Regions from separate parts of the Homo sapiens genome. Here region 2 is linked to region 1. Evidence: read pairs that join two places in POLR2A ChIA-PET (ENCODE). Cell type or tissue: GM12878. All regions are shown on one strand. Each heading gives the region's core, and the rest is flanking DNA. Links, peaks and the distances in the headings are about the cores only. Region 1 overlaps HIP1 (huntingtin interacting protein 1). Region 2 overlaps POM121C (POM121 transmembrane nucleoporin C).

Region 1 (5,374 bases), core at 375-5,374:
CACTTCGGGACTTTCTATTTGATCATTCCCATGGACAGGAGAGCGTACAGGGAGGATGGAACATGTTTAAGAAGTGCAAACAAATGTCTTTTTTTTTTTTTCAAGAGACAGGGTCTTGCTCTGTTGCCCAGGGTGGAGTGCAATGGCGTGATCACTGCAGCCTCAACCTCCTGGGCTGAACTGAGCCTCCTGACTCAGCCTCCCAAGTAGCTGGGACTACAGGCATATGCTACCATTCCCAGTTAATTTTGTTGTAGACGGGGTCTTGCTGTGTTGCCCAGGTTGCTCTCAAACTCCTGCACTCAAGTGATCCTCCCACTGCAGCCTCCCAAATTGCTGGGATTACAGGCATGAGCCACCATGCCCAATATCAAACTAATATTTCTTTTTTTTTTTTCCTTTTTGTGGAGAACAGCTTCTCACTATATTTTCCAGGCAGGTCTCTTAACTCCTGGGCTCAAGCTATCCTCCTGCCTCTGCCTCCCTAAGAGCTGGGATTACTGGTGTGAGCCACCACACCCGGCTCAAAACTAATATTTCTAAGATATATTCCCAGAGGTGTGGGGCTAAGTGGATTCCATGAACCCCAGGATACAAATGCAGGCTTCTCACTGGAGCCTATACCTCAGAGCCACGCTGGCTGGTCAATCACCACCACGCTCCATTGCCAGGCGGAAATATTTATTTGAAAAATTGAAAACACAGATGCAATGTATTATACAAAGAAAGGTCTTAATACCATAATAAAAGTATTGTTGGAGGGAAACAGAAGCCAGTGGCCACCTGCCCTGGGAAGGTAGGCACTCAGTGAAAAATGAAATTCATTTCAAGGAACTACCCTAATGGAAACCCAGGGGAAAGGTTAAAAACAGAAGAAAAACAAACCCAACCCTATCCCTGCAAACTGAAATGTGAAAGAGTCTGTTATAAGTTTGAGACAACTGCATTATCACCAAGATGTAACCGAACCCCCTCGGTTTGTCCCTATGAGTGGTAATCAGTTTCATTTAGGGCCTTCAAACCTGAGGTAGTTGAGGGTCACCTGAAAGACATGTCTGGAAAAATCTACTCTCAGAATCGAACCCAACAGCATTGAATTGTTTCCTGTTGCTTTGGCTCCTGACAACACCACGGTGTGGTGCTGATCTTGTATTTGGTCTGGACCTGGGAGAGGAAGGAATTTGGCAGCAAACAGCTGGCTGGTTTGCTGCGCCGATGGCTGGCAGGTCCGTGGTGGTGGTTTTCTATGCTACAGGTGGTGCAGTCTCTGGAGGACAAGGATGGCAGAGAGAGGGCAAAGCCAGTTTGCTTGGAAAGCCAATGTTGGAACTGGAGGCTTTCCCTGGCAGGATTTCCAGAGATTTGGAAAGGTGGTAGAAGGTAGCAAGATGCTGACCGGTTATTAAAGACCAGGGTCAAATGGAGCCAGGAGACCCCTCTAGACTAAGGAGCTAAGAGGGAACTTCCAGCTGCAAGCTGAGAACTAGCTCCTGCACAGGGTCGAGGGGCCAAAGCCAACTAATCTGACCGGAGCGACATGTACCTGTGATTCCCGTGTTACCTGGTGGCATAAACCTTGGTGTCTGACTTGGTAGCTGGGACAGTTCCAAGAAAAGTTGCTCTAGACAGTGGTTCTTCCAGCCACTGGGTTAGAGGGACCCGTATTCTGGTGGGATTTTAGGGGTACTGCTATGGACGGCTGCATCAGCAGACAATCTAAACTAGTCTCATTTAAACTCCTTGCTCAGATATAAAATAACCCTGCCAAGATGGCTCTTCTCTTCTATTTCTTTCTCTCTCTCTCTCTTTTTTTTTTTTGAGATGGAGTCTCACTCTGTGACCCAGGCTGGAGTGCAGTGGTGCGATCTTGGCTCACTACAACCTCTGTCCCCCGGGTTCAAGTGATTCTCCTGCCTCAGCCTCCCCAGTAGCTGGGATTATAGGCGCCTGCCACCATGCCCGGCTAATTTTTGTATTTTTAGTAGAGACGGGGTTTCACCATGTTGGCCAGGCTAGTCTTGAACTCCTGACCTCAGGTGATCCACCCGCCCCTGCCTCCCAAAGTGCTGGGATTAAACGTGTGAGACACCATGTCTGGCCTCTTTCTCTTATGTAAACAAACATCTTTTCTCTAGAGGTCTCAGGGCACTGTCTTACAAACTTAAGTAACAGATGCAGCTGTTTTTTAACTTCTTGTCGATCCTAAGCCATGATTTTGTTGCTGTCCCATCTTGTCATGACCCATTTACGCTCACCCGAGACTTGTCACTAGTGATGCTCAGTGACTCATTTAGAAGGCTTGCAGGTTCATTTTTAGCTTTAAGATGTGATTCCCGTTTTAATCCAAGGTGTGTCATTAAATAGCTCTTCATCTTCATTTTTAGAAGAGTCACAATAGGACAATTTGATTTTGTCTAGAGAATGGGGTAGCCATTCTAATCTGAGCTATTACGAAAGTAATTATGTGACATCTGACAGCTACTTCCTCATGTGACACTGAATTAGCCTCTGCTTCTGTTTAAGTGCTTTCTTAACCGTTATGACTCAGGCTAAGTCGATGAAGTTTTTAAACATTTCTGTGGCTTCTTTTTAGAGACAGGATCATTCAGATAATTTTTTGTTTGTTTTTAAAGAGATGGAGTCTCGCTCTGTCACTCAGGCTGGAGTGCAGTGGGAAATCATGGCTCATTGCAGCCTCAAACTCCTGGGCTGGGCTCTGACACAGAATCTTTTTTTTTTTGAGACAGGGTCTCACTCTGTCACCCAGGCCGGAGTGCACTGGCACAATCAGGGCTGACTGCAGCCTCGACTTCCCAAGCTCAAGCAATTCTCCCACCTTAGCTCCCCAACTAGCTGAGACTACAGGCATGCACCATCATGCCCGGCTAATTTTGTTTTTGAATTTTAGTAGAGATGAGGTCTTGCTATGATGCCCAGCCTGGTCTCAAACTCCTGAGCTCAAGCAATCATCCCGTCTTGGCCTCCCAAAGTTCTGGGATTACAGGCATGCGCCACTGTGCCCGGCTGGGCAGAGAATCTTAATTTGATCCATTACACTAGACTGTTTGCCCCATTTGTAATTTTTTTTTTTTTTTGAGACGGAGTTTTGCTCTTGTTGCCCAGGCTGGAGTACAATGGCGTGATCTCAGCTCACTGCAACCTCTGCCTCTGGGGTTCAGGTGATTCTCCTGTCTCAGCCTCCTGAGTAGCTGGGATTACGGGCACCCGTCACTACGCTCGGCTAATTTTTGGTATTTTTAGTAGAGATGGGGGTTTCACCATGTTGGACAGGCTGGTCTTGAACTCCTGACCTCAGGTGATCCTACCACCTCAGCCTCTCAAAGTGCTGGGATTACAGGCGTGAGCCACTGTGCCCGGCCACCCCTTGGTAATTGGGAACATATGAGTTAGAATGGCTGAGATCTAGAAGTGAGGACTAGCCACTTTTGGAAATGTTGACCCGCATCAAGAACACACCGATTGGTTTAGTTGCCACAACTGGGACAGGGAAGCCACGCACCATTCCTTCTGAGCCTTGAATCAAAAAAATACTAAGCAGAAAGCAGCATTCAACATTAAGACTGCCCAATTTCTAGTGCTGATACTTCCTTAGCCCAGTATGGAGGTCACACGTCTGAGTATGGTCATCCGAGGTCCTGGGAGAGAGTTTTTTGAATGTCCCACTTAGAAAATGCACAGAGAGGGAGTTGGGGAGGGGGGTGGGCTAGGGAGATGGGGGTTGGTTCACAGTGATCAAACAGAAGTCTCACAACCCGTCATGTAGCAAAACCTAGCAATATTCTGTTGGAGCAGATCCTGGGAAGTGCTTGATGGCTACCACCAATGAGTTGCTATAGATAAAGAAGGAAGACGCTGTTTTTCCAAGATCAGAAGGTCACTTAAATGCTGGGGTCCATCTAGAAGAGGAAAAGTGCTGTTGGGCTGCCCATCCCTGGCAAGCTGTTCATGTGCCCTCTGTCCTCATCCTGTCCACAGGGCAGCGAGAGCCTGGGGCATGTGGCTGAAAGGAGTTGGAGCCGCTGGCTCTGTCCTTTCTCATTTTCTCTGACCCAAGAGCTCCAAATGATCTCCTTGCTTTGGGATCCAAGTCAGTAACAGTCCAGCACCTTGGCCTTTCTTCTGATTCTTGAAGGCTGATGTAGCCGGGCAGAAAGATGAGCCTTGCTAGAGTCACACCTGAAGTTCTGATTGCTCCAAGCATCTCTTTGTAGGCTGTTGCTGCTTAAGGGAGGTTAGTAATAAATACTAAGGGTAGCAAACCAAGTATAGGGTTCTTCCCTGATGGGAGCAATTGCATCTGATCTTCCGGGTTTGTCAATTGCGTAGAAGGTGGAACGATCTTCCTATTCAAGAGGATGCCAAGGCAGACGTCTGCAGAAAGGAGTTGGGAATCACTCCCACACTCCGTCTCTGGGCCAAGGGAGACGGCCCGCTTGACAGAGACCATTCACGGACAGTTCATTCCGGCAGGGAAGTAGTGTTGTTGATCTCACCAGCTCCATTCAAGCATGTGATCAAGTTTTTGAGCCTCGTCACGGGAACTGGGCTGTGTGAACCCTCTTGTCCCTCTTTCTGTTGTCTTCTCCCTTGTAAAGGCGGACAGAGGCTTTCCGCCGGGATTCAGCTTTAGGAGGGAAAGGCACTCACTCTCCTTCTGCTTTTTGAGGAAAGCTGTCACTCAGCAGCTCCGCCTGACCCTGGAGCATGGACTGGGTGGGCCAGCACTTGGTCAGTGTGGAGGCGGAGATGGAGCACCGAGAGGCCTGGGCAGCACCATCGCTGGAGCTACCACAGTTGGGGGGCCCTGGAGACTCAGCCCCAGGGGTGTGCCCTTTGGGAGAGTTGGCTATGTGAGTGAAACTTAAAAAAAAAAACAAAACCAAAAAACCCAACCAACCACCATAAGAAGCAGTGGAAATCCATGGCACTGCCCAAAGAGGGGGAGAATGGCTTTGGCATTCACAGCCAGGACACTCCTGCCGTCCTTCTGACTGTGCAGATCTCAGGGTAGTGTCCTGGTTTGGAATCCATCAGCCCTCTGATGCTCACAAGTTTGTGCAAATGATGAAACTGAAAAGACTGAGAAGAAAACAGAAAAGAAAAGGCATAAGATCTTCCCTTTCCAAGCTGTCAACAAACAACAAGCAGCTCCTCTATTAAGGATACCCATTGTTGTGGGGGTCAAATAGTCAGCAGGACTGGATGTTGGTCCTCTCTGTTGAGTGGCCCTGCCCCCCACCACCCCTCTTCGTACCTAGGCTTGCTCATGGGCAGCACTGGCCAGCCTGGATGCTAACTAGGGAGGCGGGAAAAGAACAGAGATGACCATGGGTCCAAACAGAAAGGGTGTCGC
Region 2 (5,374 bases), core at 208-5,207, 69 kb before region 1:
TAAAGGATACAAGGAGAACAATGTCTCAACAAATGCAGAACATCAATAAAGAAATAGAAAATATTATAGACAGGTGAGGGGCAGTGGCTCATGCCTGTAATTCCAGCACTTTGGGAGGCTGAGGCGGGCAGATCACCTGGGGCCAGGATTTGAAGACCAGCCTCAGCAACATGGCGAAACCCCCTCTCTACAAAAAATGCAAACAATCAGCCAAGTGTGGTGGCATGCGCCTGTAGTCCCAGCCACTTGGGAGGCTGAGGTGGGAGAATTGCCTGAGCATGAGAAGTCAAGGCTGCAGTGAGCCAAGATTGCACCACTGCACTCCAGCCTGGGTGACAGAGTGAGACCCTGTCTCAATAAAAGAATTTATTATAGACAAACTAAAGCTTAGAGAAAAAAAGAAAGGAAAAAAATAGAAATTATTGAAAGGAATCAAAGTCTGAAGCTGAAAAGTATACAAAAATTAGCCAGGCATGGTGGCGGGCACCTGTAATCCCAGCTACTCGAGAGGCTGAGACAGGAGAATTGCTTGAACCCAGGAGACAGAGGTTGCAGTGAGCCAAGATCGCACCATTGCACTCCAGTCTGGGTGACAAGAACGAAACTCCATCTCAAAAAAAAAAAAAAAAAAAAAAAAAAGTATAGAAATGGAAATGAAAAATTCACCAGACTATTTCGAATTCATTAGAGCAGATGGAAGAGAGAGTCATTGAACACATGAAGACAGGTAGATGAAACTATCCTGTCTACAGTTCTTTTTTTTTTTTTTGGATGGAGTTTCACTCTTGTTGTCTAAGCTGGGGTGCAATGGCGTGATCTCAGCTCATTGAAACCTCTGCCTACCGGGTTCAAGCAATTCTCCTGCCTCAGCCTCCCAAGTAGCTGGGATTACAGGCATGCGCCACCATGCCCGGCTATTTTTGTATTTTTAGTAGAGATTGGGGTTTCACCATGTTGGCCAGACTGGTCTTGAACTCCTGACCTCAGGTGATCTGCTCGCCTTGGCCTCCCAAAGTGCTGGGATTATAAGCGTGAGCCACCGTGCCCAGCCTGAATTGTAACACTTTAAAATGGTATGTGGACTGGGTGTGGTGGCTCATGCCTATAATCCCAGCACCTTGGGAGGCTGAGGTAGGAGGATCGCTTGAGACCTGGAGTTCAAGACCAGTCTGGCAACACAGTGAGATCCCATCTCTACAAAAAAAAAAATAAAAAAGTAGCCTGAGTCCGGCCTGGCACAGTGGCTCACACCTGTAATCCCAGCACTTTGGGAGGCTGAGGCGGGTGGATCATGCGGTCAGGAGTTCGAGACCAGCCTGGCCAAGATGGTGAAACCCCGTCTCTACTGAAAAGACAAAAATTAGCCGGGCATGGTGGCAGGCACTTGTAATCCCAGCTACTCTGGAGGCTGAGGCAGGAGAGTCGCTTGTACCTGGGAGGTGGAGGTTGCAGTGAGCCAAGATTGTGCCACTGCACTCCAGCCTGGGCCACAGAGCAAGACTCCATCTCAAAAAAAAAAAAAAAAATTAGCCTGAGTCCTAGCTACTCAGGATGAGGTGGGAGGATTGCTTGAGCCCAGGAATTCAAGGCTGCAGAGAGCTATACTCACACCACTGCACTCCAGCACAGGCAACAGAGTGACACCCTGTCTCAAAAAAAAAAAAAAAAAAAAAAAAAAAAAGGTGTGTGACTTTCGCCTCAATTAAAAAAAATAAAACATATAAAAACCTGTCAGCTGGGCATGGTGGTGCATACCTGTAGTCCCAAGTATTTGAGAGACTGTGGTGGGAGGATTCCTGGAGCCCAGGAGTTTGAGGCTTCAATGAGCTGTGATTGCACCACTGCAGTCTGACCTGGGCAACAAAGGGAGATGCCATCTCTTAAAAAAAAAACGTCAAATCCTGTGAGATGCAGCCAAAGTAAACTTTAGGTAAATTCATAGCCCTAAATGCTTAGAGAAGAAGCAATAAAAAAAAAAAAATCTTAAGAATCTGAGCTTCCATTTTAAGAAACTAGAAAAAGAAGAGCAAAATAACCACAAAACAAGCAGAAAGAAGGAAATAGAATTAATATAAGAGCAGGCTGGGAGGGGTGGCTCACACCTCTAGTCCCAACACTTTGGGAGGCTGAGGTGGGCAGATCTCTTAAGGCCAGGAGTTCAACACCAGCCTGGCCAACATGGTAAACCTCCATCTCTACTAAAAATACAAAAATTAGCCAGGCGTGATTGCATGTGCCTATAATCCTAGTTACTCCCAAGCTGAGGTAGGAGAATCGCTTGAACCCAGGAGGTGGAGGTTGCAGTGAGCCAAGATTGTGCCACTGCACTCCAGCCTGGGTGACAGAGCAAGACTCCATCTCAAAAAATAAAAATTAAAAAAAAAAAAATGTAAGAGTAGAAATCAGTGAAGTTAAAATAGAAACATTTAAAAAATCAATTAAACCAAATGTTGGCTCTTCGAAAAGATCAATTAAAAATAAGAAATCCCTAGCCAGACTAATCAAAGAAAAAAAAAAAGCAAAGAGAGAGGATGCAAATGACCAGCATCAGGAATAAAAGGGAGGCTATTAGCACAGACCCTGCATGCATCAAAATGAGATTAAATATTACAAACAAATCTAGGCACCCAGCTCTCACCCTCATTTTTTATAAGTGGGAAAAAGACCCAGAGATCAAATGACTCACTCAAAATGACAGTCAATGACAGAGCAGGGCCTGGGGCCTTAGGACTGATTATCCAAATGCCATCAGAGAACGAGCTAAATCAGAAGCACCTAGTGAGCTTTTAAAAAATAATTCTCCAGGGCACAACCCCTGAGATTCTGATTCAGTAGGTTTTGGAGTGATGCCTAATATTCTGAAAATGCCAAAAGCTCAACAGATGGTTCTCTTGCTTGGCCAGTTTTAGAAAATGCAGTGTCCCATATTACCACCTTCACTCATATGACGACTGTAGAGAAAATCAAAAAATCTGGTGCTCAAGTATGTTTAAATTTAATGTAAAGCACCGGGCGTGGTGGCTCACGCCTGTAATCCCAGCACTTTGGGAGGCTGAGGTGGGTGGATCACGAGGTCAGGAGATTGAGACCATCCTGGCTAACACAGTGAAACCCCATCACTACTAAAAATACAAAAAAATTAGCCGGGTGTGGTGGCACATGCCTGTAGTCCCAGCTACTTGGGAGGCTGAGGCAGGAGAATGGTGTGAACCCTGGAGGCGGAGCTTGCAGTGAGCCGAGAATGCGCCACTGCACTCCAGCCTGGGCGACAGAGCGAGATTCTGTCTCAAAAAAAAAAAAAAAAAAAAAAAATGTAATATAAAGCAGGCGGAATAAATCCTGTGATGGTGACCGGGTGAATGCTCTTGAGAGAAATCATAATCTGGAATACCCGTCTCTGACATTTCCCATGGCAGTTAACATTTTTCCACTTTATTCAAATACACATTTATTTGTCAAATATTTGCTGGGTACCACTCTGTGCTAGGTATTGGGGATACAGTCATTTGCATCACAAAGTCCCTGCTCAGTGTAATAAGCACTCATTGAGCACCTACCTATGTGTGAGGAACTGTGCTAGGGGGTATCAGAAACACACAAAATAGGCCGGGCACTGTGGCTCATGCCTGTAATCCCAGCACTTTGGGAGGCCAAGGTGGGCAGATCACCTGGGGTCAGGAGTTTGAGACCAGCCTGACCAACATGATGAAACCCCATCACTACTAAAAATACAAAAAAATTAGCCAGGTGTAGTGGTGGGTGCCTATAATCCCCAGCTACTCAGGGGCTGAGGCCGGAGAATTGCTTGAACTGAGGAGGCAGAAGTTGCAGTGAGCTGAGATGGCACAACTGCACCCCAACCTGGGCAACAGAGACTCTGTCTAAAAAAAAAAAAAAAAAAAAAAAAAAGAAAAGAAAAGAAAAAGAAACGCAGAAACACAAAATAAAACTGAGCCTCTCCTCTCAAAGAACTCACCCGCTCCAGTCGGAGACAAACTATACAACGCCTTCCCAGGTATCTCATCCCGTTTCTTAAGTCCAAATTCTGTTTCCACATTGAAGACTCCAGCTTTTTTTTTTTTTTTTTTTTTTTTGAGACAGTCTCACTCTGTCGCCCAGGCTGGAGTGCAGTGGTGCAATCTCGGCTCACTGCAACCTCTACCTCCCAGGTTCAAGTGATTCTCCTGCCTCAGCCTCCTGAGTACCTGGGATTACATGCGCCCACCACCACACCTGGCTAATTTTTTGTATTTTTAGTAGAGACAGGATTTCGCCATGTTGGCCAGGCTGGGCTCACACTCCCAACCTCAGGTGATCCACCCACCTTGGCCTCCCAAAGTGTTGGGATTACAGGCGTGAGCCAACACGCCTGACTGACTCCAGCATTTTTATCTTCATCTCAATCTCATCCCTAAACTCAAAACCAACATATGCAACTGCCTACTTGATGTTTCCATTTGGATATCTAACTAACACCTCAAACTTAACATGTGCAAAGCCAGGTGCAGTGGGTCATGCCTATAATCCCAACACTTTGGGAGGTCAAGACGGGAGGATCGCTTGAGCCCAGGAGTTTGAGACCAGCCTGGGCAACTTAGTGAGACCCCATCTGTCTATTTATTTTTAAAACATTAAAAATTGTTTTCAAAGAAAAAAATAAACCTAACACGTGCAAGACCAAATTCCCAATTTCGCACTCTCCCACCAAACTGGTTTCTCCCGCAGTCTTTGCCAACTCAATAAATAACAACTCCATTCTTAAAGTTCACGTAACAAAAATCCTGGAGTCATCCTTGACTCCTCTCTTTCTCTTACACACTGCATGCAAAGCATCTGCAAATCTTTTGGGTCTACTTTCTTTTTTTTTTTTTTCCTAGACAGGGTCTTGCTCTGTTGCCCAGGCTGGAGTGCAGTGGCGTGATCACAGCTCACTGCAGCCATGACTTCCCAGGCTAAAGCGATTCTCTCACCTCAGCCTCCCAAGTCCCTGGGACTACAGGCATGCACTACCAAACCCAGCTAATTTTTTATTTTTTTAGAGACAGGGTCTTGCTATGTTTCCCAGGCTAGCCTTGATCTCCTGGGCTCAAGTGATCCTCCTGCCTTGGCCTCCCAAAGTGCTCAGATTACAGGCCTGAGCCACCACACCTGGCCAGGTCTACTTTCAAAATACATCCTGCATGTGACCACTTCTATCTGCAGCTGCCTCTCTCATCCATACCTCTGGCTTGTTTTGCCTGGAGTGCTGCCTTATAACCAGGACCCCTGTTTTGACCAGAGTTCTCCTATGAACTGTTCTCAACAGAGAGGCCAGAGAGATCTTTTTAAAAACACTAAGTTGAATCTCATTAGTCCTCTGTTCAACCTGCAAAGA

The links. Peaks named below come from ENCODE experiments on the same cell type or tissue, not always from the same donor. Only the 100,000 strongest peaks of a DNase experiment are listed, where the experiment ranks them.
Region 2: POLR2A ChIA-PET joins it to region 1 with 7 read pairs; 3 of 35 experiments call an interaction of 5 or more read pairs at or near these places.

Annotation. Positions count from the first base shown.
Region 1 is chr7:75,532,634-75,538,007 of GRCh38, forward strand. HIP1 (huntingtin interacting protein 1) reads right to left here. Exons shown (of 31, transcript NM_005338.7): 31 at 665-5,374. Among named protein-coding and RNA genes, the nearest start is that of SPDYE5, 43 kb to the left of the region's middle. RefSeq lists an enhancer at 2,578-2,827. In GM12878, for the core only: no CTCF peak of the experiment used is centred there; a DNase peak (open chromatin) is centred at 2,507; H3K27ac peaks cover 754 bases.
Region 2 is chr7:75,464,244-75,469,617 of GRCh38, forward strand. All of the region lies in intron 3 of POM121C (POM121 transmembrane nucleoporin C), which reads right to left. Among named protein-coding and RNA genes, the nearest start is that of POM121C, 19 kb to the right of the region's middle. In GM12878, for the core only: no CTCF peak of the experiment used is centred there; no DNase peak of the experiment used is centred there.